2 separate regions of the Homo sapiens genome follow, and region 1 is linked to region 2. Evidence: read pairs that join two places in POLR2A ChIA-PET (ENCODE). Cell type or tissue: GM12878. All regions are shown on one strand. Each heading gives the region's core, and the rest is flanking DNA. Links, peaks and the distances in the headings are about the cores only.

Evidence for each region. ChIA-PET counts read pairs that join two places held together with the same protein. Peaks named below come from ENCODE experiments on the same cell type or tissue, not always from the same donor. Only the 100,000 strongest peaks of a DNase experiment are listed, where the experiment ranks them.
Region 1: POLR2A ChIA-PET joins it to region 2 with 6 read pairs; 18 of 35 experiments call an interaction of 5 or more read pairs at or near these places.

Annotation. Positions count from the first base shown.
Region 1 is chr3:56,699,933-56,715,660 of GRCh38, forward strand. No RefSeq gene overlaps it. Among named protein-coding and RNA genes, the nearest start is that of TASOR, 25 kb to the left of the region's middle. In GM12878, for the core only: a CTCF peak has its summit at 11,635 (motif pointing right); no DNase peak of the experiment used is centred there.
Region 2 is chr3:56,782,122-56,797,849 of GRCh38, forward strand. The region is part of intron 1 of ARHGEF3 (Rho guanine nucleotide exchange factor 3); the gene reads right to left. Among named protein-coding and RNA genes, the nearest start is that of ARHGEF3, 12 kb to the right of the region's middle. RefSeq lists an enhancer at 1,683-2,082. In GM12878, for the core only: no CTCF peak of the experiment used is centred there; no DNase peak of the experiment used is centred there; H3K4me3 peaks cover 651 bases; H3K27ac peaks cover 396 bases.

The sequences.
Region 1 (15,728 bases), core at 3,919-11,918, 83 kb before region 2:
CAAAATAGCATACAATTCTGTCTCAAAGCCTCAAGTACCTTTAACTACAGTCTGTCTACAATAACCTAAGACATTCAAAAGACAGGAGAATGCTCATACCCTCATGCTGGGACACTGATAATCTGGAGCTTACTACATTGACATCACTGGCACCCACTTACTAAACACATGCAATTACTTAGCAATTAGTTCTTGAACAATTTGTGTTTGCTAAGAACTATATCTGACCCAGGGAATAAAACATAAGACACAGTTCCTGCTTGTAAATACACTAGCAAAAGAGAAGAAGACTATCTTGTAGAGACTAGCTGAGTCAGTGAATGTCAGAGATGAAGAGGAAGGGCAATGGCATGAGTGGAATTCCAGGTAGAGAAACGGTGAGAGAAAAAAAGAACAAAGATACCAATGTGAGAAACAAAAAGGTTTCTGCAGCAGGGAAGCACAGTTGGCTGTTGTGGTATACAGGATGAGGCGGCAAGTGGAGAGGCGGGCTGGTCTGAAGGCTCTAGCTGAATCACAGAACATATGCCACATTAAGGGATTTGGATTTAATCCTGATGCAAAATATAAGAAGTTAAGGATTTTAGGTAGAAGCTGACCCAATCAGTCGTGCATTTTAGACAGATCATTCTGGGTTTCTTTGTTGTTTTTAACTTTTCATTTCTTTCTCTCTTTCCTTTTTTCTTTCTCTTCCTGTCCTTTCTTTCTCCTTCCTTCCTTCTCCTTCCTTCCTTCATTCCTTCTCCTTCCTTCCTTCCTTCCTTCTTTCTTCCTTTCTTTCTTAGGGTCTCACTCGGTCACCCAGGCTGGAGTGCAGTGGCACAATCACAGATCACTGCAGCCGAAACTTCCAGGGCCCAAGCTATCCTCCTACCTCAGCTCCCCGAGTAGCTGGGACCACAGGTGTGTGCCACCACACCCAGCTAATTTTCTTATTTTTTGCAGAGACGGGAGTCTACCTGTGTTATCAGGCTGGTTTCGAACCCCTGGGCTCAAGCAGTCCTCCCACCTTGGCAACCCAAAGTGCTTGATTACAGGTGTGAGCATTCTGGTTCTCGTTATAGAAGGTGGATTTTAGGTGGATTGGAGTCAACAAAACTACTTAGGACATTGTTGCAAAAATCTAGGTAAGGATGGCTTAGAACTTCTCCATCCTTGGTCATTGTCAGCCTAGATACAAACTGAGGTTGCACTACAGTGTGAGAGAATTTCAAAGAAGCAGGAAAGAAGTAGAGATGGGTTTTACTAAAGTACTAGTAATCACAGTTACTAAAGGATGCTGTTGTTTTTCCCCCACTCCCCACCACATTCTTTTTTTAACATGTCAGTAATTTATAACTTTCTGAAAGGACCAAATAATAAACCATAAAATGATGATGCCAGGTGTTTTGTTACGTGTTTTTGTTGTTGTTGTTGTTGTTGTTTTGAGATGGAGTCTCACTCTGTTGCCAGGCTGAAGTGCAGTGGCTCGATCTTGGCTCACTGAACCTCCGCTTGCCAGGTTCAAGCGATTCTCCTGCCTCAACCTCCCAAGTAGCTGGGATTACAGGCACGCGCCACCATGCCCAGCTAATTTTTTTGTATTTTTAGTAGAGATGGGGTTTCACCATGTTGACCAGAATGGCCTCAATCTCCTGACCTCGTGATCCGCCCGCCTTGGCCTCCCAAGTGCTGGGATTACAGGCATGAGCCACCATGCCAAGGTGTTTTAATTGTTTTTGGTGTTTTGTTTTGTTTTGTTGTTTTGTTTTGTTTTTGAGACTCTGTCTCTCAGGCTGGAGTGTAGTGGCAAGATCTAGGCTCACTGAAACCTCTGGCCCCTGGGCTTAAGCAACCCTCCCACCTCAGCCTCCCAGGTAGCTGGAACTATGCAGGTGAGTACCACTGCACCCAGCTAATTTTTGTATTTTCTGTAGAGATGGGGTTTCACTCTGTGGCCCAGGCTGATCTTGAACTCCTGAGCTCAAGCAATTCACCCAGCTTGGCCTCCCAAAGTGCTAGAATTACAGGTGTTTTAAAATAAGCCAAATAAAGGATATAAACACTTCCAATTCATAATTCAGATGTAGAGGACCTTACAATAGTTAACAATTTTCAAGCTAAAAATCACATCATCTATAAAACATTATAAGTGTTTTCCTTATTGAAATGGTTTAGCGGAAGGCCGTAGGGCTTGAAATGGAGTGACGGAACACAAACATGTAAGAACAGATAAGAAGAGTGGATGGTTAGTTTAGGAAGGTTTTCCCTTTCCATTCCAAGACTAGATTCTGGCAATATCTGGTATGTCAAACTAAGATATGTAACATTTAAATACACAATATTATTTTTATTGTGAAAATAGTTTAAATATGTTTAGAATATAAAATTTGGGCTGGGCATGGTGGCTCACACCTGTAATCCCAGGACTTGGGAGGCTGAGGCGGGCGGATCACCTGAGGTCAGGAGTTCAAGACCAGCCTGGCCAACATGGTGAAACCTTGTCTCCACTGAAAATACAAAAATATAGCCAGGCATCATGTGCGTGCCTGTAATCCCTTGAACCCGGGAGGCGGAGGTTGTAGTGAGCTGAGATCTTGCCACTGCACTCCACACTGGGCAACAAAGTGATATTCCATCTCAAAAAAAAAAAAATTGTGCCAGACGCTTGCAGAACGCCTGAGACACCTCCATGAAATTCTAACAATGCATACTAAATGCTTTATAATCCTTCTGTTGAAAACCAGACATTCAAGAGCATACAGCTTAATTCCAGCAGAGGGCAGCAAAACTTCACTAAGCAGTTTTCAAAACCCTAGCAGCTTTTCTGTATTACCTAATAATATTTTTAAAATATTCCCCCAGAAGAGTTCTGTAGTTCCACAACTACAATCTCATAGTATTTGTGGAATTACAGTATTACCATACTTATATTTAGGCAGGACAGAATTCTTCCCAGAGTTCAAAGACTGCGGAAGGCTCTTAGATGGATAGGACCTGGGGCAATGCCAAGAGGGAATAAAGACGAGCCACAATGTCTTACTGGGGTCATCTGCCTGGTGGTTTTCCAACTCTTTTACAAAGAGTCATGATTTAAGGTACAATGGGATTCTTTTAAAAAATATGTTGTCACTGCAGGTATGGTGGCCCATGCCTGTAGTCCCAGGCACTGGGGAGGCTGAGGTGGGAGGATCACCTAAGCCCAGGAGTTAAGAGTCCTGCCTGGGCAACATAGTGAGGCTGCATCTATAAAAGCACGCATATATATGTATATGTGTGTGTGTGTGTGTGTGTGCATATATATGCACACACACACACAAAATATATATACACACACACATACTCACATATTTTATAGTTGTTTATATAAGCATGTGTATATATATTTATAATAACAGTTACAACATATATATGTTGTAACTATGGGTCTGAGTTTTCTCATCTGTAAAACTGAGATAATAATTGCACCAGCAGGGCGCAGAGGCTCACACCTGTAATCCTGGCACTTTGGGAGGCTGAGGTGGGTGGATCACGAGGTCAGGAGTTCGAGACCAGCCTGGCCAATATGGTGAACCCCCATCTCTACTAAAAAATAAAAAAAATTAGCTGGGCGGGGTGGCAGGCACCTGTAGTCCCAGCTACTCGGGAGGCTGAGGCAGGAGAATTGCTGGAACCAGTGAGGTGGAGGTTGCAGTGAGCAGAGATCGCCGCACTGTACTCCAGCCTGGGCAACAGAGCAAGACTCCATGTTGAGAAAAAAAATGGCACCTAGGCCAGCCACCTGCAGTGGCTCACACCTGCAATCTTGGCGCTTTGGGAGGCCAAAGGGGGAGAATCCTTTGAGGTCAGGAGTTGAAGACCAACCTGGGCAACAAAGCAAGACCCCACCTCTACAAAAAAATTAAAAACTAGCTGGGCATGGAGGTGCATGCCTGTAGTTCTAGCTACTCGGGAGGCTGAGGCAGGAGGATTGCTTGAGCCCAGGAGTTCAAGGCTAGAGTGAGCTATGATCACGTCACTGTACCACACACTGTATAATAGGGCAAGACAGTGTCTCAAAACAAAATAATAATGATTGCACCTACATCTTAAGAGGTTGTTGCACAGATTAAGCGTAATGTAAAATGACTGGAACACTGTTAGGTGTGGTTTTTGTTGTTGTTGTTGTTGTTTTGTTTTTTTGTTTTTGTTTTTTTTTGAGATGGAGTCTCGCTCTGTCGCCTAGGCTGGAGTGCAGTGGTGTGATCTCGGCTCACTGCAAGCTCCGCCTTCTCGGTTCATGCCATTCTCCTGCCTCAGCCTCCCGAGTAGCTGGGACTACAGGCACCCGCCACCACACCTGGCTAATTTTTTGTATTTTTAGTAGAGATGGGGTTTCATCGTGTTAGCCAGGATGTTCTCGATCTCCTGACCTCGTGATCCGCCCACCTCGGCCTCCCAAAGTGCTGGGATTACAGCTGTGAGCCACCGCGCCCAGTCACTGTTAGCTGTTTTTTAAAAAAATTGTAAAATACATATAACAGAAAATTTACCATCTCAACCTTTTTTTTTTTTTTTTTTTTTTTTTTTTCAGATGGAGTCTCACTCTGTCGCCCAGGCTCCTAGGCTGGAGTGCAGTGGTGCAGTCTAGGCTCACTGCAACCTCTGCCTCCCGGGTTCAAGTGATTCTCTGGCTGGCTAATTTTTGTATTTTTTACAGAGGCATGTTCACCATGTTGGCCAGGCTGGTCTCAAACTCCTGAGCTCAGGTGATATGTCCACCTTGGCCTCCCAAAGTGCTGGAATTACAGGCGTGAGGCACTGCACCTGGCCTCAACCATTTTAAGTGTACAGTCTACATAAGCAGAATATATATGGGAGAAAAAAGCATACAGTCCAATAGTGTTAAGCATATTCACACTGTTGTACAAATAATCTCCTATCCCCTTTTCATATTGCAAAACTGAAACTCTATACCAATTAAAGAACAGCTCGCCATTTCCCTCTCCCCGCAGTACTTGCTAACCATCACTCTACTTCCTGTCTTTATAAATTTGACTACTCTAAGTACCTCATAGAAATGGAATCATATAGTATTTGTCTTTTTGTGATTGGCTTGTTTCACTTAGCATAACATCCTCAAGGTTCATCTATGTTTTATCATATGTCAGGATTTCTTTTTAAGGCCGAATAATATTCCATTGTATGTACACAGAGCTGTTACATTTTAAAACAGAAATTTAAAAAATGACTTTGAGACTCCTGCTTCCAATTATACTGATCCCCCCATAAACAACTAGAAAACTGGCCAAAATACTCTAAACAACTATATTCAGAAATCAGACAATAGGCAGTGTGGATTGTAATCCCTAAAAGAAAGGAAACAAAAAGGTAAACCCTAAAACCACACCGGAATTTTGTCTGAAGGCAATTTCCAGGTTGTGGATGCGGGGAGGGGAATGCAAGTGAAGCTGAGCAATCTCTCCGAGATTTGGGGAGCAGAAGGTAACTGAAAGTTGCCAGGCAAAATTCTAGAGAATTGGAAGCTTTGTAGAAAAAGAGTTTCAGAAGACCGCATAGGAAGTCCCCTTGACTATGCATGTGTGGAGTAAAACCTTCATGAGGCTGAGAAAATAAAGACTTGGAATTGTAAACTGAATTACACTCAGTGTTCAAACTGAGTGGGGAGAAGTGAGAACTTCAATTAGCCAAGGTCCTGAATAACCAATGGAAAGTCTTCAATAATTAACTGAGCCATGTGACAAATATTCAGGGGGATCATGCTTAGACGGAATAATCCTGGAGTAAAGGCTAATCTATATCTGCCATAGCAAAAATTAAAATAGGCCTTAAAAGTATCAAACTGGGCTGGGTGTGGTGGCTCACGCCTGTAATCCCAGCACTTTGGGAGGCCGAGGCAGGCGGATTACCTGAGGTTAGGAGTTCAAGACCAGCCTGACCAACATGGTGAAACCCTGTCTCTACTAAAAATACAAAAATTAGCTGGGTGTAGTGGCACATGCCAGTAATCCCAGTTATTCGGGAGGCTGAGGCAGGAGAATTGCTTGAGCCCGGGAGACAGAAGTTGCAGTGAGCCAAGATCGTGCCACTGCACTCCAGCCTGGCTGACAGAGTGAGACTCTGCCTCAAAAAAAAAAAAAAAAAAAAAAGAAGGTATCAAAATAATCTATAATTAGCTTACCTGCCTGCCATAACAAAGCCTGATCTTCTCTTCCTCTCTTCTCTTCTCTTCCTTTGTTTCCAGCTATGATTGCACCACTGGAGTATGGTGGTGCAATCATGGCCCACTGCAGCCTCGACCTCCTGTGCTCAAGTGATCCTCCTGGCCTCCCAAAGTGCTGGGATTATAGGCATAAACCACCACGGCTGGACTAATATTCTTCTTCTTTTTTATCAAGGTGCTCAACAAAAGTAAACTGGCCTAATATCCTTAAAATAACAACAACAGCAACAAAATTCAGATGCTTACAATGTCCAGCATCCAATAAAATATTACTAAACATGCCAAGAAGCCAGAAAGTGCTAGCTTATAACCAAGAGAAAATCAATCAATGAAAACAGACAAAAATGATACGGATGCTGGAACTAGCAGATAGAAATATTAAAATAACTATTATTACAGTGTAAACACAGTTAAGTGAAAATATGAACATCATAAGCAAAGAAATGAAACTACAAAAGAGTAACACATGGAATATCCAAAGATTAAAATATAGTATCAGAATGAAAATGGAAGTTTCTCTGGAGGTATTAAGATTAGAAACTGCTAAAACATAAATAGTAAACTTGAGAACCTGGCAATAGAATCTGTTTTTAAAAATGAAGCACAAATGTTAAAAATATTTTTTAACCAAATGAACAGAGCCTCACTGACTTCTGGAAAAATATGGAGTGGTCTAACATATTCATAATTGGAGTCTCATAAGGAAGGATACTACAAAAAAACTATTTTAATAAATATTGGCTTATAGTTTTCAAATTTTATGGAAATCACAGACACAGAAACCCAAGACATTCATTGAATGCCAAGTAGGATAAACATTCTCACACATACAAACCTCACCAAGGCATGTCATAATTAAAATCACTAAAAAACCAATGATTAAGATACAATCTTAAATGCAGGCTCCTCTCAACCCCAAATACACATTACATACAGAAGAACAAAGATAAGAATTATTCACAGGCTTCTGGTAGAAACTGCAAACCAGAAGACAATGAAGTAATATCTTTAAAGTGCTCAGAGAAAAAAATATTGTAGATTAAAATTCTATTTTCAGTGAAAATACTGTTTAAAAATTAAAACAAGATTAAAGATTTTTCAAACAAAAGCCGAGAAGTTTATTGTTAGTATATATCTCCAATATAAAAAATGTTCAAAGAAAGTTCTTCAGGCTGAAATAAAATAATACCAAATGGAAACTTTTTTCTATACAAATGAAATAAGAGTACTAGAAAGGTAAATATAGCCGGGGGCGGTGGCTCATACCTGTAATCCCAGCACTTTGGGAGGCCAAGGTGGGTGGATCACCTGAGGTCAGGAGTTTGAGACCAGCCTGACCAACATGGAGAAACCCTGTCTCTACTAAAAATACAAAATTAGCCGGGCGTGGTGGCACATGCCAGTAATCCCAGCTACTCGGGAAGCTGAGGCAGGAGAATCACTTGAACCTGTGAGGTGGAGGTTGCAGTGAGCCGAGATGGCGCCATTGCACTTCGGCTTGGGCAACAAGAGTGAAACTCCATCTCAAAAAAAAAAAAAAAAAAGAAAAGGTAAATATTGGCACAGATATAACAATTTTTTCTAATTGTTTTATTTCTTTAAAAGATAAATATGTCTATCTATCTCTATTATGTTAAAATAATAATAAAATTTGGAGCTTAAAACATGAGAAGACACATGTGTAACAACACTACCACAGAGAAGGGGGTGAAGGAAATGGAAGTATATTGGTGTAAGATTCTACGTTATACATGAAAGGTATGATACTATTATTATTATTATTATTATTTTTGAGACGGAGTCTCACTCGGTTGCCCAGGCTGGAGTGCAGTGGCGCGATCTCAGCTCACTGCAACCTCTGCCTCCTGGGTTCAAGCAGTTCCCTGCCTCCTGGGTTCAAGCAGTTCCCTGCCTCAGCCTCCGGAGTAGCTGGGATTACAGGTGCCTGCCACCACTTCCGGCTAATGTTTGTATTTTTAGAAGAGACGGGGTTTCACCATATTGTCCAGGTTGCTCTTAAACTCTGGACCTCATGATCCACCCGCCTTGGCCTCCCAAAGTGCTGGCATCACAGGCATAAACTACCGCGCGTGGCCGGTATGATATTATTTGAAGGTAGATGGTGATAATTTAAAGAACAAACACTAAACAAACAAACAAAAAACCAAAAAAGACCAAAGAGAATAACTACTAAAGGGGAGACAAATACAGTATTAGAAAATATTTAATCTGGTCAGGTGCTGTGGCTCACGCCTGTAATCCCAGCACTTTGGGAGGCCGAGGCGGGCAGATCACTTGAGGTCAGGAGTTCGAGACCAGCTGGGCAACATGGCGAAACCCTGTCTCTACTAAAAATATAAAAAATAGCCGGGCGTGGTGGCACGTGCCTGTAATCCCAGCTACTTGGGAGGCAGAGGCATGAGAATTGCTTGAACCCGGGAGGCAGAGGTTCCCTTGCCACTGCACTCCAGCCTGGGTGACAGAACGAGACTTTGTCTCAAAAAAAAAAAAAAAAAAGTAATTAATCCAAAAAAAGTTGGTAAAGAGAGAAAGTGGAATCTAAAACAAATGGAACATACAGAAAACAACTAACAAGATGGCAGACTTAAAATGAATTATATTATTAATTACATTAAACATAAAGGGTATAAAGCTTCCAATTGAAAGAGACTGTCAGGCTAGATTAGAAAAAAAAAAAGCAAGAGGCTGGGCGTGGTGGCTCATGCCTGTAATCCCAGCACTTTGGGAGGCTAAGGTGGGTGGATCACAAGGTCAGGAGACTGAGACCATCCTGGCCAACACGGTGAAACCCTGTCTCTACTAAAAATACAAAAATTAGCTGGGCCTGGTGGCATGTGCCTGTAATCCCAGCAACTCGGAGGCTGAGGCAGGAGAATCTCTTGAGCCAGGGAGTCAGAGGTTGCAGTGAACCAAGATCATGCCACTACACTCCAGCCTGGCGACAGAGCAAGACTCTGTCGCAAAAAAAAAAAAAAAAAAAAAAAAAAAGCAAGACTCATATATATGCTGTCCACAATAAATCTATTTAAATATATATTAGTCCGGGCGTGGTGGCTCAAGCCTGTAATCCCAGCACTTTGGGAGGCCAAGGCAGGCAGATCACTTGAGGTCGGGAGTTCGAGACCAGCCTGGCCAACATGGTAAAACCCCATCTCTACTAAAAATACAAAAAATTAGCTGAGCATGGTGGCAGGTGCCTGTAATCCCAGTTATTTGGGAGGCTGAGGCAGGAGAATCGCTTGAACCCAGGAGGTGGAAGTTGCAGTGAGCTGAGATTGGGCCATTGCACTCCAGCTGGGGTGATAGAGTGAGACTCTGTCTCAAAAAAAAAAGTATACACACACACACACACACACACACACACAGATTAAAATATATAAGATGACAAAATATATACCATATATGCTACAAGTCAAAAGAAAGCTAGAGTGGTTATGCCAATATAAAGAGACTTTATAATGAGGAGTATTACTAGAGCTAAGGGAGAAACATTTCATAACCATGAAGGGGTAATTTCATCAAGAAGATAAAACAGTCCTGAATGTGTTGGTATCCAATAACAAATCTTCAAAATACATATCCCAAAACTGATAGAATTTAAAGGAGAAATAGACAAATCCAAACTTACAGTTGGAAATTTTAGTACTTCTCTAATTAATATAAAAGGTAGACAGAAAATCAAGGCCAGGTGTGGTGGCTCACACCTGTAATCCTAGCTTTTTGGGAGGCTGAGAAAGGAGTTGGAGACCAGCCTGGACAATATAGTGAGACCCTGTCTGAAAAAGCAAACAAATGGCTGGGCTCGGTGGCTCACACCTGTAATCTCAGCACTTTAGGAGGCCGAGGTGGGGGGATCACCTGAGGTCAGGAGTTCAAGACCAGCCTGGCCAACATGGTGAAACCCTGTCTCTATAAAAATACAAAAATTAGCTGGGCGTGATGGTGGGTGCCTGTAATCCCAGCTGCTTGGGAGGCTGAGGCAGGAGAATCACTTGAACCTGGGAGGCAGAGGTTGCAGTGAGCCGAGATCACACCATTGCACTCCAGCCTAGGCGACAGAGTGAGACTCTGTCTCAAAAAAAACAAAAACAAAAACAAACAAACAAAAAAACACCAAGAAATTAGCCAGGCATGGTTCCAGTATTTGCCATTCCTTTTCCACATTGTACCTGGGTCATCTTTTCACTGACATTTTAATTGAGATAACTGCAAAGTTGTAATAAATAATACAAAGAGATCCTGTGAACCCTTTACCTTCTTCCCCCCAGTGGTAACCATTTTTCAGAACTACAGTAGAGCATCACAAGCAGAATACTGACATTGATAAAATCTGACAATCTTATTTAGATGTCCACATTTGAACTTGCACACATTTGTCTGTGTATAACAATGCTGGATTTAAAAAAAAAAAAATCTTACAGGTCCCTGGGGACTCTGCTCATATATATATATATATATATATATATATATATTTAACTGTATTTTATCTTTTTTTTTTTTTTGAGACAGGGTCTCACTCTGTCACCAGGACTGAAGTGTAGTGGCATGATCTTGGCTCACTGCAACGTCTGCCTCCTGGGCTCAAGTGATCCTCCCACCTCAGCCTCCCCAGTAGCTGGAACTACAGGCAGGTGCCACCACACCCAGCAATTTTTTTTTTATATGTTTTTGTAGAGACAGGGTTTTGCCATGTTGCCCAGGCTGATCTTGAACTCCTGAGCTTAAGCAATGCATCCACCTCGGCCTCCCAAAGTTCTGGGATTACAGCGTGAGCCACCTCACCCATCATTATTTGTTAATATTTAAGTGTGTTTTATGGTTCAGATAAATTCTATTTATCTGTCTTCGAATTCCCTGATTCTTTTGTCTGTCATCTTCACTTTACTATAGAGCCCATTCAAAGAAGTATTTTAAAATTTTTCTGCGCTTGTATTTTTAAGTTCTATATTTTCCATTCAGTACATTTTAATATAAGATCTATTTATTTGCTGAGACTTCCTGAAGAGAACTTGTAATGACTTTTGAAGCATTTTTATGATAGCTGGTTTAGAATCCTGTCAGATAATGCCAGTATTTGACTTATTTTTTTGTTGGCATCAATTGATGATCTTTTCTCATTCAAGTTGTAATTTTCCTGGTTTTTGGCATGATGGGTGATTTTTTATTATATTCTAGACATTTTTCTATTACATTAGGAGCATATTACTTAAATCTTTTAACTGGCAGTTACCTTGTTTAGGTTTAGTGTGCAGGTCCTGGGCTAATTTTATGGGCTGTGGTTCCAATGACATTTTTCAGAGCGCTTTCAGTGTTATTTTGGTCTGCTTGGTTTATCTGATGCTGCTGAGGCTCCCACTGGTCCTTATTGGTGCTGCTGGAGGGAACAGAGGTTCCCCAGGCTAGACCACCAGGTGTCTCTCAGTTGGGGAGATGAGACTCAGAGCCTTGAGGATGAAGATGTCTCCCTGGCTGGGTGCTTGGCAGGATCCCCTTTGCTTGTGAGGGACAAAGACTGCTTCCTGGGCCCGGTGCTTGCTGTGGTGGGACCTTGCCATCTCTGGGTGGGGGAGAGGAGTCTCAGGCCAATGGGAACACAGAGGCTTCCTGGGCTGAGCCACTTGTGGCAGGGTCCCTCTTGCAGGTACCACCTGGTTATCTTGGTATCTCTCAGTGGGGAAGGAGACTATTTCCCATGGCACTTGTTAGCAGGACTCCCAACCAATCCCCATCTCTGGTGGTGCTGGCCTCACCTGGTGGTATTGGAAGGCTCCTGTTGGATCTGGGAAAATGAGCCTACCAGGGCTGTCTTCTATTGCTGCTTCAAGAAATGCTGGGCCTGGGTCAGTGTCTTCTGTTGGGTGGAGAGTAAGATACCCTGCCACTGTGTTGTTTCTCTAGTTCCAGGGTCTCAAACCAGTTTGCCTTCCTATTCTTAGCCTTCAGAATTCTTCTTTGGTCGCCTTTTGAGTTATTTCTAGGGTTTATAGTTGTACTTAGTGAAGAGGAACAGGGAGGAATGAGTCTACATCATCTTATCTGGACCAGAAGTTTGGTTTATTTTTATTTTTTATTTTTTTTTAGAGACACAGCCTCGCTCTGTTGCCCAGGCTAGAGTGCAGTGGCATGATCCTAGCTCATCGCAGCCTCAAACTCGTAACCTCAAGTGATTCTCCCACTTCAGCCTCCCGAATAGCTGAAACTAATAGGCATGCACTACCATGTGTGGCTAATGTATCATTTTAAGTAGAGATGAGATCTCATAACTTTGCCCAGGCTGGTCTAGAACTCCTAGCCTCAAGTGATCCTTCCACCTCAGCCTCCCAAAGTACTGGGATTGTAGCCATGAGCCACCATGCCCAGTCCTGGTTTATTTTTATTTATTTTATTTTTTGAGACGGAGTCTCGCTTTGTCGCCCAGGCTGGAGTGCAACAGCACGATCTTGGTTCACTGCAACCTCCGCCTCTCAGGTTCAAGCAATTCTCCTGCCTCAGCCTCCTGAGAAACTGGGACTACAAGTGCACGCCGCCACGCCAGCTAATTTTTTGTATTTTAGTAGAGACCGGGTTTCACTAGGTTGCCCAGGCTGGTTGTGAACTCCTGAGGTCAGGCAATTCACCTTCCTCGGCCTCCCAAAGTGCTGGGATTACAGGCATGAGCCACCGAGCTCAGCCTATTTTTATTCATTTTTAATTGTAGTTTAAAAAACCCACATAAAAATTAGCTAGGCGTGGGGGCACATGCCTGTAGTCCCAACTACTCAGGCGGCTGAGGCAGGAGAATAGCTTGAACCCAGGAGGCAGAGGTTGCAGTGAGCCGAGATCGCACCACTGCACTCCAGCCTGGGCGACAGAGTGAGACTCCATCTCAAAAGAAATAAGTAAAAACCCCACATAATATTTACCACCTTAACTGGCTTCAAGTGTACAGTAGTGTTAAATATATTCACATTATTGTACAATAAAGCTCCAGAACTTTCTTATTTTGCAAAGCTAAAACTCTTATCTCCATTAAACAAAAACTCCTTATGTTCTCCTCCACCCAGCCCCTGGCAACCACCATTCTATTTTGTTTTTATGAATTTTATTACTTTAGATACATCATGTAAGTGGAATCATACAGTGTTTGTCTTTTTGTGACTGGCTTATCTCACCTAGCATAATGTCCTCAAGGCTCAACCATGCTGTAGCATGTATCATAATTTTCTTCCTTTTTAAAGCTGACTAATATTCTGTTTTGTGTATTTACTATAGTTTGTTTATCCATTAATCCATTGATACTAGGGTTGCTTCCATGTCTTGGCCATTGTGAATAATGTTGAAACAAACACTGGTGTGCAAATATCTTTTCAAGATCCTGCTTTCAATTCTTTTGGGTGTATACCCAGCATTGGGCTTGCTGAATCACATGGTAATTCTGTTTTTCGTTTTTTGAGGAACTGCCGTACTGCTTTCCATAGCAGTGGCACCATTTTACATTCCCACTGAAGTACAATTTTTCCACATCTTTGCTAACTTATTATCTGTTTTTTTACAGTAGCCACTGATGGGTGTGAGATAATATCATTGTAGTTTTTATTTGCATTTCCCTGATGATTAGTGATGTTGAACAATTTTTCTTATGCTATTTGCCATGGTTAGTCTTTTTAACTTTAGATTTATAATAGCTGAGTAGGTGAGTAGTGGTATCTCATGGCATTAATTTGCATTAACCTAATGACTAGTAATGTTGAGTATCTTTTCATATGCTTATTTGCCATCCATATATCTTCTTTGGTCAGTGTCTAAATCTTCTGCCCATTTTAAAATTGGGTTGTTTTCTTATCGTTGAATTTTAAAGATTTTTTTCTTTTTTTTTCTTTCTTTTTTTTTTTTTGAGACAGAGTCTCACTCTGTCACCCAGCCTGGAGTGCAGTGGTGCAATCTTCACTCACTGCAACCTCTGCTTCCCGGGCTCAAGTGATTCTCCTGCCTCAGCCTCGCGAATAGCTGGGATTATAGGCACCTGCCACCATGCTCTGCTAATTTTTGTAGTATTAGTAGAGACCAGGTTTCACCACGTTGGCCAGGCTGGTCTCAAACTCCTGATCTCAAATGATCCACTTTCCTCAGCCTCCCAAAGTGCTGGAATTACAGGTGTGAGTCACCACACCTGGCTGAATTTTGAGATTTCTTTATTCTGGATTCAGGTTCTCTGTCAGAGATGTGATTTGCAAATATTTTCTACCACTCTGTGGCTTGTCTTTTCAGTGTTTTAATCCATATCTTGAAGAACAGAAATTCTTAATTTTAATGATGTCTTAGTTATCAATTATTTTCTTTTATGGATTATAATTTGTGGGTCCCATTTAAGAAATCTTTGCCTAACCCAAGGTCACAAATATTGTCTCCTGATTTCCTCTAGAGGTTGTATAGTTTTTGGTTTTACATTTATGTCTATGATCCATTTATTTTTGTATAAGATGTAATGTAAAGGCCTAAATTATTGGGTTTTGTTGCATAGAAATATCCAATTGTTCTAACAATATGTATTGAAAGGATTATCCTTTATCACTGAATTCACTTTGCAACCCTGTTGAAAATCAATTGACCATATATGTTGGTTATATTTCTGGACTCCTATTTGTATCTATTGACTGTCCATCTTTTTTTTTTTTTTTTTGAGACAGAGTCTCCCTCTGTTGCCCAGGCTGGAGTGCAGTGGCGTGATTTCAGCTTACTGAAACCTCTGCCTCCCAGGTTCAAGCGATCCTCCTGCCTCAGCCTCCCAAGTCGCTGGGATTATAGGCACACATCACCATGCCCGACTAATTTTTGTATTTTTAGTAGAGACAGGGTTTCACCATGTTGGCCAGGCTGGTCTTGAACTCCTGACCTCAGGTGATCCATCCTCCTCGGCCTCCCAAAGTGCTGGGATTACAGGCATGAACCACTGCGCCTGGCCACTGTCCATCTTTTTTGTTTGTTTGTTTTGAGATGGAGTTTCGATCTTGTTGCCCAGGCTGGAGTGCAATGGCACGATCTCAGCTCACCACAACCTCCGCCTCCTGGGTTCAAGCAATTCTCCTGTCTCAGCCTCCCGAGTAGCTGGGATTACAGGCATGTGCCACCACACCCGGATAATTTTGTATTTTTAGTACAGACAGGGTTTCTCCATGTTGGTCAGGCTGGTCTCAAACTCCTGACCTCAGATGACCTGCCTGCCTCGGCCTCCCAAAGTGCTAGGATTTCAGGTGTGAGCCACCACGCCCAGCCCCAACTGTCCATCTTCATACCAGAATTACACTGTCTTGGCTATTGTAGCATTATAGTGAGTTTTGTTTGGGTAAGTCTTTCAACTTTGTTGTTCTTTTTCAGAATTGTTTTGGTTATTCTAGTTCTCTTAGATTTCCATTACTATTTTAAAATCAGATTGCCAATCTTTACAACACAGCCCACTTAGATTTAGGATTGTATTGTGTTAAATCTATGAATTAATTTGAGGGAGAGCTGACATCTTAATATTGAG
Region 2 (15,728 bases), core at 4,641-12,640:
TAATGAAATAATTGTTCCTAATTCTAAAATTTCCATTGAAATATTTTTTCTGTTCTTTTTTTCCCCTGGCACAGAGCTAACTGACCTGGTGTCATCTGTTCCCAGAAGATGAAAGACAAATAATGAGGCCCAAATCCCAACGGAAACCTGACTTCATTGATTAGGCCAAATGTGTTTCAGAATTATTGGTTTTTAACCCCCAAGGTGAGAAAAGGTCTTCAAACTCAGAACTATAATTTTCCTCTTGTATGCTTATCAGTGATTTCAACAAAGGGACTGCAAGCTTTGTGGACTTTGACAAACCACCAGGAACTGTTCCGGGAGGCATCCCTGCTATCTTTGTCTTGGCTAATCTCAAACATGGAAGCCACATTCTTGTGTTTGTTTTCTCCGGCCGTGAGTTTGGTTGCCAGTTGCCTCACATTAGGCATCCAAGGGGGATTTGATTTCCTTTTTGATAAAATGGCTCAACTCTTTCCTCCATATTAAGATAAGGTGCTATGAGGAAAAGATCCCAATTTCCTTCTTAAAAAAAAAAAAAAAGCTGGGGTTTGTTTTGTTTTTGTTAATGAGGGAACAGGGACAGCCTGGATAACTAAAATCCACAAAACACCCTGAGTTAGTTCAGTCTCAAACCCAAGCTGCAGACAGGCTTTCGGGCTGCTGGATTGAGACTCCAACAATCTCTTGCCCCGTCTCATGGAAGTGCTAAAGAGCAGATGATGAGAGAAGTCGCAAGAGAGTCTGGGCAAACCCACAAATTAAACCATCAACTCTCAGGTACATAAAACTGAACATATTAATGTTAGAGGGATGACGTTTATTCTCTGTATATCAAGCTCTGTCTGCCTGAGCCAGTCAGCACCAAAAGCAGATTCAGCACCTATGGCTTCTTGGCCAAAGTCTCCCTGTGAGGTGGTTGCTTTCGGGGGAGCCTTGAATAAGGGAGAGGTATAAGGAGGACAGTTGGCAGTTGGCTGAGCTCACACAATGCTGGCAGGAGCCTCTGAAACCATGCTCAGAGGCCCTGCCCAAACCAGCTTCCTATAAAACACAAATTAAAAAAACAGGGGTAGAAAGAAATCACACTTTATGACAATTTCTGTAGTCCTCCTAGCTTCATTTCCTCCTGGCCTCCCCTGTTTCCTTCAAGTCCAAAACACATGGTAGCAAAATACTATAGCTCTCTAGTGTTTGTAATAAACTGCATGGCAAAATGAAGGAAAGGTGGGGGTAGGCGGCAAGCGAGATGGATTTCTTCCGGTACACCCGGGAGAAGCAATTAATTTTACTACAAATTTGGAGAGGGTGAATGTTCATGGCATACCATTTTGTTTCTGAGAGAAGACTCAAGCAAGTCATTACCTTCATTCTTCTTGGTACCACTGAGTTTTTGCCCCCACATTGGAAAAGTAACCTCTCCTACTTGCCTGCCATGGGGAAATTCATTTTTGCTGAGTGAAGGTTTATGGGCTGAAAAAAAGAGCCTTGGGAAATAATTCAGTAAAATACAGGACTCTGAGAGGTGAAGCAGGCAGCAGCCTAGGTTACAAACATAATCTCTAAGCAGAGCCAGTAAAATAAAACAAAACCACTGTTTCAGACGCTGTATTTCTGGCTAAGGTTTCACTCTGCAATAACTTTCAAAGTTACTCGTTTTAGTCAACATTATAAGGGTAAGTCAACATTTGTCCTGGCAGCAAGCCCAAATCTGTTATTTTATTAGTCTGCTACTGGTTAAATTGGCCCAAGATTAAACACATCTAATAAACAGCCCTAAAACATTGAAGTTTAGCAGAAAACCACATTCAATTCTCTTTACACAGGATGTTACTATTACTTAACCTTGGGCAGAGGGAGAACTGCACACCCACACCCCTGTTAAGTTCCTTTTAGCAAACACCAGCCCCCACTGCCTGAAACTCATCTTGGTCATGCCCAGACATGATGCTACAGACCTTCAGAGAAAGAGGAAGCCAAATATTTAGCTCTCTCTGCGGTCCCTGGCTCCACATCTGCCTTCTGAGGCAGAAAGGGCCAGATGCTCAGAGCTGGAGAACTTTAAAGAGTTCAACCTCCTTAAAAATTAGGAGAGTTGCCAGCAGCATCAAGTCTCTGTGGCCCTTATGGGAAGGCCAGCCATGGGCCCGGAGGATGTTTTCTCACATCAGGTTATGCATTTTTGGCAAGAATGCCACAGAAATAACGTGCCTATAATGCCACACCCATCCGCCGGTCTGGAAAATGGGGCTGGACATCCCTGGTTGGATGATGCCAACAAGGCACCCAGAGGTAGAAAAGGTCTCCTGGTCACACAACGAGGCACCCAGAGGTAGAAAAGATCTCCTGGTCACAGCCACGGGGTCCAGAGGACAGTCTCTGTGACTTTGGGGTTCCGGAGTCAGTCATTTCCTACTGACTTCTTGGAAACCTTTGGGTGGAATATATGTTCTGCATTTGTTTATCACTGTAAAAGGGATTCCCTCGCTTCCCCTTGGGTGGGGTTGGAGAAGGAGGAAAAGGATGCCACTGGAGTTCCATTCCTGCTTCTTTAAGGACATTTTCTGGGCTCTCTCAGAGCTTAGGAATAATCTGAATGCCTCTGCAGCAAGTGACAAAGTTCTTATCACTCTGGCCCAAAGAGTGCATTGATTCTTTGCAAAGGATCTAAGGATAAAATATGAGCCAACCTGTCTGGTCAGAGTGCAATACCCTACGACCTTGGGCCCAAAATATAACCTCTATAAGCTAGTTTCCTCTACTGTGAAGTGAAGATGACTCTCCTACCTTCTCACAGAGTTGTTGGGAGGATCACAGGAGACTAGGTGTATAATATGCTTGGCAGACACCCGCCTGTTAGTCCTCAGTAAATATCAGAGTATTGTCCTTATTTCTGTTGTCCTGGGAGAGGCATGGTCTCTCTGCCAGCCTGCGCCCCTGCCCTCTTCTATTCCCTGCAGCACTGGATTTTGCCTTGATCCTTCCAGGGACAAAGCTAGAGTTCCACGTCACCTGCCAGAATCATACCAATAACTGCTCTGGCCACTGAGGCTGCTACGAGACCATGTATTTTGATGCCATATTCCTGCCTTCCTTTTCTTCCTGTGGTTTTATCATCTGTTTAGTCAAGCTCTGGCTGGATACGGCAAAACTAGCGGTGGTCTGGCAGGATTCAAGGCTATATTGGAAGAAAGGAAAGCAGTAAAATCTCAAGATAAGGACCCAAGTCCTAATCTTGGGTCCTTATAGATGGGTCTTGAGGTTTGCATTATCCTCCCACCCGCCCACTGCCACCAACACTGCTGAATTATGGGCTAGAAGAGCTGGTCTCCAGTCTTGCCAGATCCCAATACTGTCTGGAATTAGGCAATGAGAGGAACTCTGGTCATTCAACCCATGTCGGATGTGCAAGGTGAAACTTCACAAAAATAATGTGTAACCAAGAAAGGACCACACAGAACCACAGAAAAGTCCTCTCTCTTTCTCATCCATCTGTCGTTCTTTGAAGCTCAGCATTATCTTGCTTCCCAGAAGAGGAAAAAGAAGTAGGGAGATGAAAAAGGGTGCTCAGATCTTAATCTCAGTGTCCCAAAGGAAGGACAGACTGTTCCAGCTGAATCTGGGATGATCAAACACATCTCAGGCAAGCAAAGCTGACAGTCAGGTCTGTCATCCGACTGAAAACTAGACAGGGACCAGGGATCCTAACTGGTTGCTGGGTAAAAACTACAGGGACGTCTGACCAAGGGCACTGGGTCTGCAGAAGAAAATGGATCCCCTTCTCTTGATGTCTAGTTGGTTTCCGTTTTTGACAAGAACAACGGTTTTGAGCAGACAGGCCTTGCAGAGATGTGACCTCCAGAAAGAAACACAAAATATGTTCAAGATGCTCCCTGGTTAACTCCCAGCTGTCCCTTCTAGCACAAATTATCCCTTCAAATGTTTGGTCCATGTGTGTCCTCAGGAGCACATGTCCACACTTAGAACCAGGGGACACAGCACCCGGGTGTTTTAGAGCACTCTGCTCCCAGCCGAAAACAGAATACATTGAAATCTGATTATTCAGAATGGAAAAAGCTACTAGTCAAACAACCACATGGGATTGATTAAATTGGAAATAAATTTTTAAAAATCTTAAACTTTCCTGTTTTTGGCTTTCAGCTGACATCTTACCACTCACTGAGCAAGGGTATGCAGATAAATAAGATACAAAGCATGCTGTTCAGGAAACTGTGAGGTAAGTAATCTATAATGGATTCATCTGGCATTTCTGTTGCCCCCACACCCCCCAAATGAGCAGATGAATAGCTTCAAAATGTTATTCTTTGGGAGGGGTGTATGTGCATGTGTGCACAACACAAAACTGATTTCATTTGTTGAGACACTTTCCATCCTGTAGTGCATTTTTAATGACAAGAATTTAAAAATACCCAGTAACAACGGATTTTTCCAAAGGTTCATAACAAACACTGGCTCTCAGTGCTGTACATCTGCAACCTTGAAACATAGTGATTACGTGTTATTTTGAACTCTCAGCAATTAATATGCAACCAGATGTATCATTATCTACAGTTTATTAAAATGCAGAAGCCTGTGAATATAAAAAAATGATGCAGCACACAACAAAGAAGGCAAGGAGCTCAGAGACTCAGCTCTGCTCCCAGCATCACTCTCAGCTAGTTTCAATTCCAAAGAGATAATGGGGAAAATGGGTAGACAGTGGCAACTGACTTAAAATGAAAGAATAAATACAAACCTGTGATTTGGTTGTTGGGTTTTGTTAAAAAAAAAAAAAAAGTTGGCTAGCCATTGTAGAGTCAGTGGTAAGGGATGTCAATAAAAGTTTCCAGAAAAGACAAGGACATTCTGGTGGTAAAATAAAAATGGTATTTATTCCTGAGGCAAAGGATGCCTGCAGCAGAGAGCAGCAAGGTTCTCAAGTGTTTTCCAATATGGGCCATCTACAGAGGGGAGGATTCCTTTGAAGACTGCTGGGAGTCTAAATTGGCAAAATAATTTCCTTGGTAAAGGTTTCCCAAGCACTGCCAGGTTGGGAAGGGCACAAGGATGAAGTGGAAGGTTCTTCTTTTACATGCCAGGCCCTCCTTCCCTCTGCCCCAACATTTGAGAGTCAAGCGAGGGGCGCCCCTGAGTTTGCAAAGCAGGACTGTGCAGAGGGCCACTTGACCCTGCAAAGCTTCGATCAATTGCGATTAAATAAATTATACCCTGCCAAGGCACTTGCCTACTCATAGACTCTAGCAATTTTCTAGAAACAGAGCAGTCATCCTACTACACCTGACGCAGGTGTGACTCTTGTGACTCTGAAGCACTATATAAACAATGAGGGAAGCCTAGGAAAGGAAAGGAGGCACTGAGAGCCATGGAGTCACAAACGCTCTCATCTATGCCATACAGCAACCCCGTTATCCTGTTTCATAGAGGAGGAAGCAGGTGTTCAGAGAAGTGAGATGACTTCCTCCAAGTCATACCCAGTAATTAACTGGCAGTGGTGAAATCTGAATTCAAATCTACCTGCCTTGAAAACTTTCCCCGCCACCCCGACACTGGCTTCCCAGGATATACAACTTCCTCTGATAATAATAATAATAATATAATAGCAATATACAGGAGGACTTTGTGCTAGGCTGTGCCAAAGTGCTTTCTGTGCATTATTTCCTTGACTTCTCTTAAGTTAGTGCTATTAATATACCCATTTCACAGTGTAGGCAACTGAGACTCAGAGGCGTTAAGGGCCTCGCCTGAAGTCACACAGTCCAAATTGAGCCCAAGGCTATTAACTCAGCAAGGCCTGGGTTCTTAATTAACCACAGCATTGTTAGTTTCCTAAACCAGGGAGGAACCCTGAAACGAATAGGCTGTAGAGGCAGAAAGGAAGTAGACACTGACGCAGGGTGTGGAGGAGGACAGAATGTTCATTTGGCATTCAAGCCCTATCACTCTGGAATCAGCAGCTCCTCTTGACTCCTCCCTCAGAATCTTAGTGAGCCCAGGTTCAAAGGTGTCCCGCTTATGTGCCCCCAGAAGATGCTGCCCTCTGCTAAGGGCACACTTGAGGACTGGGGGGTGGCGGGCATCCAGCATCAGGGAGCCTATTGGATGACCACTTCTCAGTATTCCCCCTCCATAGTCTGCCAAGCTCCCCAATGAAATTGCCTGCTTCTCCCCCTCCTCGTGGTTGACAGTCACTACCCGTATTGTCGTGTTGTTAATGACTTGGTCAAACTGAAGTAGAAGTTCCTTGAGGACAGAAAGCATGGCTTTTCTAAACCAGGGGGAACATGATACACAGAGCCAGGTCTCAATAAATATTTATGGACAATTAAAGAGCATTAGGGGTCATTTTTTAGTTGTCTAGCTCTTTACCAGCTCATATCCATCACACTATGGAGTTTCCCTACATTTCCAACAAAGGATCTATTTATAGTTAAAGCACCCTGCAAATGAATAGGGCATGAAGAGCTCAAAGCAACCTAATCCACCCTCATCTGCTTGCCTTGGGTCTGTGTCCGTGGTTGGCACTTGGCTAGGATTCTCAGATGATGCATGTCAGGTGGGAGCCGGCCTCAGGACAACTTGCTCCCTACTCCTCTGGCCAGGGTGCCTCTCTACCCAGAGCTCACACACCAACCCCTGTCTGAAAGTCATTCTGGGAACAACCAGAAAGCCACACTAGATTTTTTTGTTATTCTACCTGGCAGAAATGAATGTGAAGCTTGCCAGTATGCTTGGAACATCTTTTGTTTTAAAAATAATAATGCCCAATGCTAACTCTGATCTCTTTATTTCCTACAAAGGAAGGAGCTACCTCCTAGCAGATGCCTTGCTAAGTATAACCACCTATAGCTTCTACTCAACTGATCTACGTTCAAGATAGATGCTGCTGCTGCTGCTGCTGCTGCTGCTGCTGCTGCTGCTGCTGCTGCTAATGACCTATTAAGTACTTGTTTGGTGGAAGCCCTTTATATGCCTATTTCATCTTCACAATTCCCTTGCAAATTCCCAATTTTCAGATGAGGAAACTAGGGCTTAGAGGATGAGACACAAGTCCAAGATCTCTCAGCTCACAGGTGGCCAAGTGCGGATTCAAACTCAGTTCAGGCTGACTTCCAAATCCAAATTCTTAACCAGTACATTCTAGGGCTGACTCCAATTAAAGTGTAATCTCACCCAATCCTTCCCACCAGAGTGAAGGAAAAAAGGAACAGGATGGTTTGAATCATTTTAGCTGGCACTTTGGCATGTTCTTTGACGCTTTGAAAAGAAAAAGATTTATGTTCTGAGAACAGAAATCTACTTTTATTTTTTAAGTTGGCTAACGTAGCACAGATTCATTTCCTATAACACATTAAAGCCAATTTTTATCTACTTAGTATCTGAAATTTGGGTCCTATGCTAAATGTCCAAATTTCAAGTTTAGTTTGCAAGTGACTGTGTCAAACTTGGGAACTTATTGTAGAATTCTAATCCTAGAAAGCCCCTCAGAACATGCCTTGTTCACTGTTTCCAAACTCTCTGTATTGCCATGATAATTTTTTGCCATATGTACATATCACCTGAGCTATTATGTACTATTTCCTTAATTAGTCATTTTTTACTTAAAAACTTATTGTAAAAATAAACTCTATCACTGCCTTAAATGGAAAATCACTATCACCTGCCATAAACAGAAACTAACTTTAAAAAATGAACCCTGAGGCCTACACTTAGTTACACAGGGAAATTATCAAGTGATGGGGAGGTGTTAAAGACACACTAATTCCAAGTGGAAACTTGAAATAATCAGAAGGATCAGATAATTTAAAAGGGAAAGTGATTAAATTATTTTGTGATTTGTCTTTATAAGATTTGAGCTGCCCAAGTGGTATGAAACCCACCTTCTGGGAAACAATGAACTAATCCAGTCCTCTCATTCCAGAAACAGACTCTGAAATTCCAAGAAGCTAAGCCTACCTTTGCCCTGTCCCCAGCTACTTGGGAAGCTCTTATAAGAACCAGCTTAGAAATAAATGCTGCATTTAAGAGACTTCCGAAGCAAGCTCCTGTTCCTCGATGTTGGTGCCAGAATCAAGCTCACTCTTCTAGGCCTTTGGAACCTGGGCATAAAGCATTCAGAGACTAATAAGAGAATGCAACATGTCTTTTCTGATGCTCTCTCCTTCAAAGCTCTCAGATAAGTCACCACCAAACATCTGAGGAGGAAGGAGGTGGAGGTGACAGTTCATCATGCATCTGTGGCTTACACACAAGAAACCATCAGTTTTCCCTCTTCTAACAGCTTATTTCCTTCTTTACAGTGGTTTCTGACTCCTTCTGCAAGATCACACCCAGACATCCCCAACACAATCACCAGGATGGCTGAGAAAATGAACCAAGACTGCCAAAACCTAACATGATATTGATGAGCCACTTCCACCCCTCCCCAACCTGTGTGAAGTCAAAAATTAAAAATAGTCTTCCCCAGTGACCTTTAGTTATCTTCTCTGTATTTGCCTGGGGTCGTTCTTGAAATGCCTGCGTGACTTGCGATTATGAAATGTTAGTATGCCAACATAAGATAGCACACTTGAAATGGGAGCTTGCCCTGGCCTTGGGTTCAGAAAGCACCCACAGGGAAGACTTACCATTTTGCCCCCCTCGGCCATCTGGCCCAACTCCATCTCTTTCTGCCACTAGCTTGTTCCCTTTTTCTTTCTGTAGCGTCTTCCTCTAGGAAGACTCCACATTTCCAAATCTGACAGCCCATGGCAAGTCCAAAACATTCACCTTTCTTTTTTCCTTTTCACATTTTTTTTTCAAGGTTCTGACATAGGCTGTCAGCTTTATTTAATTCAATCAGGTTGCCAACTTCTAATGCTAATGGTATCTACAGAAAGAGTGCCCTCAGGAAATGCTGTATTTCTTCTTACTATTTATCACCTCTGCTGCAAACATTAGGTCTGCAGAGTTCAGAAAGACATCATTTTAAGATATGTCGTGGCCAGAAGTGGTGGCTTATGCCTGTAATCCCAGCACCTTGGGAGGCCGAGGTGGGAGGATTACTTGAACCCCGGAGTTCGAGACCAGTCTGGGCAACATAATGAGACCCTGACTCTAGAAAAATAAAACAATTGAAAGAAAATTAGCCAGGCATGGTGGCACACGCCTGTAGTCCTAGCTGTAGTCCTAGGACTACAGCTGTAGCTACTCTGGAGGCTGAGGTGGGTGGGAGGATCGCTTGAACCTGAGAGGTTAAGGCTGCAGTGAGCCATGATTGTGCCACTGCACTCCAGCCTAGGCAACAGAACAAGACCCTATTTCTAACACAAACCAACAAACGAAATACATCACCTATGTATACAGAAGTTTTTATCTATCCATTCCTTGTGGGCTTTTCGTTTTAACAGTGATCTCACATCAAATTTAAAGTAGGGCCTTGCAGTTGGAGATTACTCTGCACAGTGTTCTGGCTAACTTTAACGGGGTTCACTTAGAACACCCCCAGAGAGACAGTGCTGCTTATCACCTACCCAGAACCATGACTGGCTTAAGCCAACATTGTGGCACGCCAAGAGGTCAAGGCTGGGCAAGGAGGGACCAACATTTGGGCCCTGCCTCCTAATTTCTCTGAATCTCTTTTTCCTCAGTTGACAAACAAAAAGGACAGCTTCAGAAAAAAAGAAAAATGAAGAAAAAATGAAAAACTAAAAAAAGAAAACCTAAAAACAAACAAAATAGCAAAATTAAAAAAAAAAAAGGACAGTCCTTGCCTTGTCCAGCTCCCTCAGCTAATGCAAGGCTCAAAGGAGATAATGCATGTGAAAATAAGTGACTGCTGGCTGGGTGCGGTGGCTCACGCCTGTAATCCCAGCTACTTGGGAGGCTGAGGCAGGAGAATCGCTTGAACCCAGGAGGCAGAGGTTGCAGTGAGCCAAGATCTTGCTGCTGCACTCCAGACTGGACAAGAGTGAGACTCTGTCTCAAAAAAAAAAAAAAGAAAAGAAAAGAAAAGAAAAGAAAAGAAAATAACTGACTACTATCTGAACAAAGGGTGGCATTGCTCTAGATTTATTGAGCACAATGAAAAAGGAGGAAGGTGTCTTGATTGCAACATGCCTGTCCCCTCTTCTCTACATCCCATATGCACACATATAGGTTTAAATTGGTTATAATGAGTATATAATCATGCTCAACTTTTTTTCCTCTTTATTTGTTCCAGGAACACTAGGGTATTTCTGTTTGCTAGTGAGTAATGGCTGCAAATGATGTCACTGACCCCTGTGCCAGAGGCCATGGTCATGGAGCTATTGCTCTATTGTAGGACAGAGAGGTTGTTGGCTTTTCTGGCCAGTTAAATAGGAAAGGATGCTAGACTGGAACCAAACCATCAGACTTCAAGCTCCAGCTAGGCCATTCCCAGCTGTGTGATCTTGGGCAAATCATTGGACCTCTCTGACCCTTGGTATCTCGTCTTTAAAATGAGGACAATTATATACTCAAGTAAGTCAAAGAATATGAAAGTGCCTAAAACTGTAAAATGCACGAATACAAAGCATGGCTATTATTGCAAATAATGTCATTATGAACAACTTTGGAAACACAGCCTTTTCTCCACTAGAGCTAGAATACTACGCCCAAAGATCTGAACAATTTTTGTCTTTTAGTATGCACAGAAAGTGTGTTATTTTCTTTTTCTTATTTTTTTTTTTTAAATAGAGACAAGGTCTTGCTATGTTGCGCAGGCTGGTCCCAAACTCCTGGGCTCAAGCAATCTGCCTGCCTCAGCCTCCCAAAGTGCTATGATTACAGGCATGAGACACTGTGCCCCACCAATAAGTGTATTATTTTCCTGCAACATTCACGGCATTGGGTTTTTTTTTTTTTTTATTTTTATTTTTTTGAGACAGAGTTGCACTCTGTTGCCCAGGCGGCAGTGCAGTAGTGCGATCTCAGCTCACTGCTACCTCCGCCTCCCGAGTTCAAGCAATTCTCCTGCCTCAGTCTCCCAAGTAGCTGGGATTACAGGCTCCCGCCACCAGGCCCAGATAATTTTTTTTTTTTTTTTTGAGATGGAGTCTTGCTCTGTCGCCCAGGCTGGAGTGCAGTGGCGCAATCTCGGCTCACTGCAAGCTCCGCCTCCCGGGTTCACGCCATTCTCCTGCCTCAGCCTCCCGAGTAGCTGGGGCTACAGGTGCCCGCCACCGCGCCCGGCTAATTTTTTGTATTTTTAGTAGAAACGGGGTTTCACCGCGTTAGCCAGGATGGTCTCGATCTCCTGACCTCATGATCCGCTCGCCTCGGCTGCCCAAAGTGCTGGGATTACAGGCGTGAGCCACCGTGCCCAGCAATTTTTGTATTTTTAGTAGAGACTGGGTTTTACCATGTTGGCCAGGCTGGTCTTGAACTCCTAAGCTCAGGTGATCCGCCCGCCTCGGCTTCCCAAAGTGCTGGGATTACAGGTGTGAGTCACCATGCCCAGCTTGGTTTTATTATGTCTTAAAAATAGTTGCAACATCAGTTAGGTATAAAATAGCACCTTATTATTGCCTTTTTCATTTCTATAATTCCTACTAGAGTGAACATTTTAAATCTTTACTGTTCCTTGTGTATGAACTACCTTCTAGTATCTTTGGCTTATTTGTCAATGAATATCTTAGGGTATTTTTTAAATATCTGTATAAATTATTTATATGACAAAGATGTTAATCTTTAGTCTGTCATTTTTATTTCAAAAATCTTTTTCAATATATTAGTGTACTTCTCTTGTCTAAAGAAGCATATTAAGCCTAAAAGAAATCCTGTTTGTTGACATAGTATCATACAGTATCCTTGCACTTATTAATACTCAAGTTTTTCAGGCACACTAAAGATGTCCAGAAGAAATAAGCAAGGACAGGAAAGAGATAGGACAGTATGTCACATTTGGAAAAGTTAAGGGAACCAGGAATACCAGGCCAGGAGAAGGAAAACATCTGAGGGGAGAGAGGGAGAGGAGAGAATGCACATGAGTGTGGAGTGGGAGAGGTGCAGAGAGAGAGTGGTTTTCAAATACTTACAGGGATAACACATAAGAAAGTATTACTGGGCCAGGCATGGTGGCTCACGCCTGTAATCCTATCACTTTGGGAGGCCGAGGGGGGTGGATTATCTCAGGTCAGGAGTTCGAGACCAGCCTGGCCAACATGGTGAAACCCTGTTTCTACTAAAAATACAAAAATTAGCAGGGCGTGGTGGCGTGTGCCTGTAATCCCAGCTACTCGGGAGGCTCAGACAGGAGAACAGCTTGAACCCGGGAGGCAGAGGTTGCAATAAGCTGAGATCGCACCACTGCACTGTAGCCTGGGCAATAAGAGCGAGACTCTATCTCAAAAAAAAAAAAAAAAAAAAAAAAGAAAGTATTACTGAACATTGCTGCAGGAAGCAATGTTACAACTAAGAAAGGATTTTCTCATCATCTATACTGAACACAGACGGAGTACAGTCATCCTTCAGTATCCAAGGGTGATTGGTTCCAGAACCCTCTCAGATACCAAAATCTAAGGATGCTCAAGTCCATGATATAAAATGGCATACTGTTTGCCTATATCCTACACACATCCTCTTACACTTTAAATCATTTGTAGATTACTTAGAATATCCAATACAATGTAAGTGATAATCGTTGTTATCCTGTATTGTTTTTTATTTGTATTATTTAAATTGTTGTATTGTTATTTTTTATTGTTTTATTCCCTGATATTTTCTTTTTTTTTCTGAGACAGGGTCTCCCTATTTCACCCAGGCTAGGGTTGCAGTGGCACAATCTCAGCTCATTGCAGCCTCAAACTCCCTGGCTCCAGCAATTCTCCCACCTCAGCCTCCCAAGTAACTGGGACTACAGGTGTGTGTTACCACGCTTGGTGAATTCTTTGATTTTTTTTTTTTTTAGAGATGGGGTCTCGCTGTGTTGCCCAGAATGGTCTCAAACTCTTGGGCTCAAGCAATCCTGCTGCCTCTGCTTCCCAAAGTCCTGGGATCCAAATATTTTTGACCAATGGTTGGTTGAATCCGTGGATGTGGAACGAGTGGATACAGAGGGCCAACTGTATACAACCTGAAATGTTGTCCCTGGAGGTGTTAAGCAGAGATTGAATGGATCTGGCAGCAGATAAGAATTGGGCTACATGTTCTCAACAGGCCTTTCCCACTCTGAAGTTCTCTGATGCAATGACCCTGGGTCATTTCCTGGAGGCTGGATTTGTTTGCTTCATAAATCCTCAGAAAAAAAGAGCCTGTTTTGCTACTCCTTTCCTCCTCATCTTAAGAGCCAGAAAGAAGAAAAAAGTCTAGTGAACTTACCGTTAAGGTTTCTCATTCAGCTTCAATTAACTGAAATTTACTAACAATCAGGGCTACCTTCTCTCAAAAGGACACAATGGTCCAAACAGAAAGTCCGGGCACAAGTGTTTCTAGACTTAAAAAGAGCCACTCCTTTCCCAGCCAGTAGAAGGTTTGGAAACCTTTCCTGATTAACTTGTGACACAGTCTCTCTCTCTTTTTTTTTTTTGAAGATGGACTCTTGCTCTGTTGCTCAGACTGGAGTGGCGCTCGGCTCACTGCAATCTCTGCCTCCCAGGTTCAAGTGATTCTCCTGCCTCACCCTCCTGAGTAGCTTGGATTACAGGTGTGTGCCACCACGCCTGGCTAATTTTTGAATTTTTAGTAGAGATGGGGTTTCACCGTTGGTCAGGCTGGTCTTGAACCCCTGACCTCGTGATCCGACCACCTCAGCCTCCAAGTGCTAGGACTACAGGCGTGAGCCACCACACTGGGCATGACACAGCCTCTTCTAAACTAGTTATTGGTGTCAACTAATTAAAAAAAAAAAAAGGAAGGCAATAGAAACCACTGGCTTTCACTCCTGACAGTCCATGAGCCAACATAAGAATAAATGGCAACGCAGTCACGGCAATTTCCTCATTTTGTGTGACCTCTACCCATTATCAAGGCTGACAAATTATGGAAGGCAACTGCACACATACATGACAAAGTAGCCCTTCCAGATACACACATCATCAATAACAATTACATTTACACAGGGCTTTGCAAAATTAGGTTGTGATCAGTAATTTATTTTCTTTCAGTAGTTATGAAAACGGTGGCATCTGTCCAGGATTTTTACGGGCAATCACAGGGTGTCTCGAGAAAATGACACAATTTGCAAATATCCAGATGGTATTTGGGCCTTCCAGTGATTGGTTTACACAGAAGGCTTGTGGTTAATATAGATAAGCAAAATGACTAACAGAACTGACGGTGGCACCTCCACACAGCTAAGCATGCAGAATTCTGCCAAAGACCAGCTCCTTGGTCTTGAGAAACACAAAATGAAAATTACTAAAACCCTCCCAAATGGGGGCTTGCAAATCCCACTCCCGTGGGTTGCAGCCGTTCTATGAAGTGGGCTGCCAGAAGTATTGACTAATGGTGGGGTTTCCTACCCAGACACTCAGGAAAAAAATGGGCCTTTGAGCATCAGGCAATTTTTTGGGCAGGTGGGTTCATCCTTCACGTGTTATGAGGTGAGAAGACCAATGATTTAGTCACTTAGAGGCAATGTGATGTGGTTGGAAAAGTACAGACTTCAGGGTCAACTGGGATTTTAGTCTCATCTCCTTGACCCAGCATTAAAGCCATCCTGGGAAAGCCACTACCCTGTTCTGAGCCTGTTTCTTCTTCTACAAAACAGGGCATTAATACCAACCTCATAGGATTACTGTGATGATGAAAGGACTTACGGTAAAGCCCCTAATGCACTGCTGTGTGTAAAACAACATTCAGGAAATTAGGCTGGTGATCATCATGTTTCTTAAAACCATTTTAAGAATCTTTTTTTTTGAAATGTAAAGGTCTTAATAATAATGACATTTTTTGAGCACTTACGACATGCTAGGCACTATGGTTAGCGCTGTATATGAAACATCTCGTTTGACCCTCACTATGGTCCTAGGAGTTAGAGCTCTCATCATCTCCATTTTACCATTGAGGAAACAGGTTTGGAGAGGCACAGTAGCTTGTCCAAGGTCACATCAACTAGCAGGTGGTGGAGACAGCATTGAGACTCAGGCAGTCTTATTCTAGTCAATGCCCTTGAACAGCATTAAATGTACACATGTAAAGTCAACATATTTTCCTCTTCTGTTGCTAGTTCATGTGCATTCTTAAGGACCAAGATTCCCAAAATAATTTTCCAACTGAACAGCCTCGGAATGATGGCTCAATGACCATAACCAGATCCTATAGCAAGTGATGGCCTTTTTCTGGGTAGCTCCGTGTGGCTTCCCATCCAGCAAGATCTCTGAGGTCATATGATTCCTGGAGTCTATTTAATCATCTGAAGAAATTACAGGATTCTAACTGCAATAACTCCTTATGACTAGTTTCATGTGTGTTCAGGTATACTATCTGTTCAATACAATAAGATACAGATTCCAAGAAATGTATAGATTACTAGAAACCAGTAACCCTCTGGCTTTTCAGCTGGCATTCAAGAAGTACAGCCCGAGGTGCATACAATTTTAAAATGCACATGTTGACTGATAGAGGCATAAATCGTGGCAGGAGCATAGGGTTCACCTTGCCCTTTAGAAGTGGGCCTTAAAGGATACCTTCTCAGTTATGTAAGGTGCTCAAGGTTATACTTAAAAGATAATATTTTAAAGTATTTTGCATGTCTGTTAAGTTTTGTA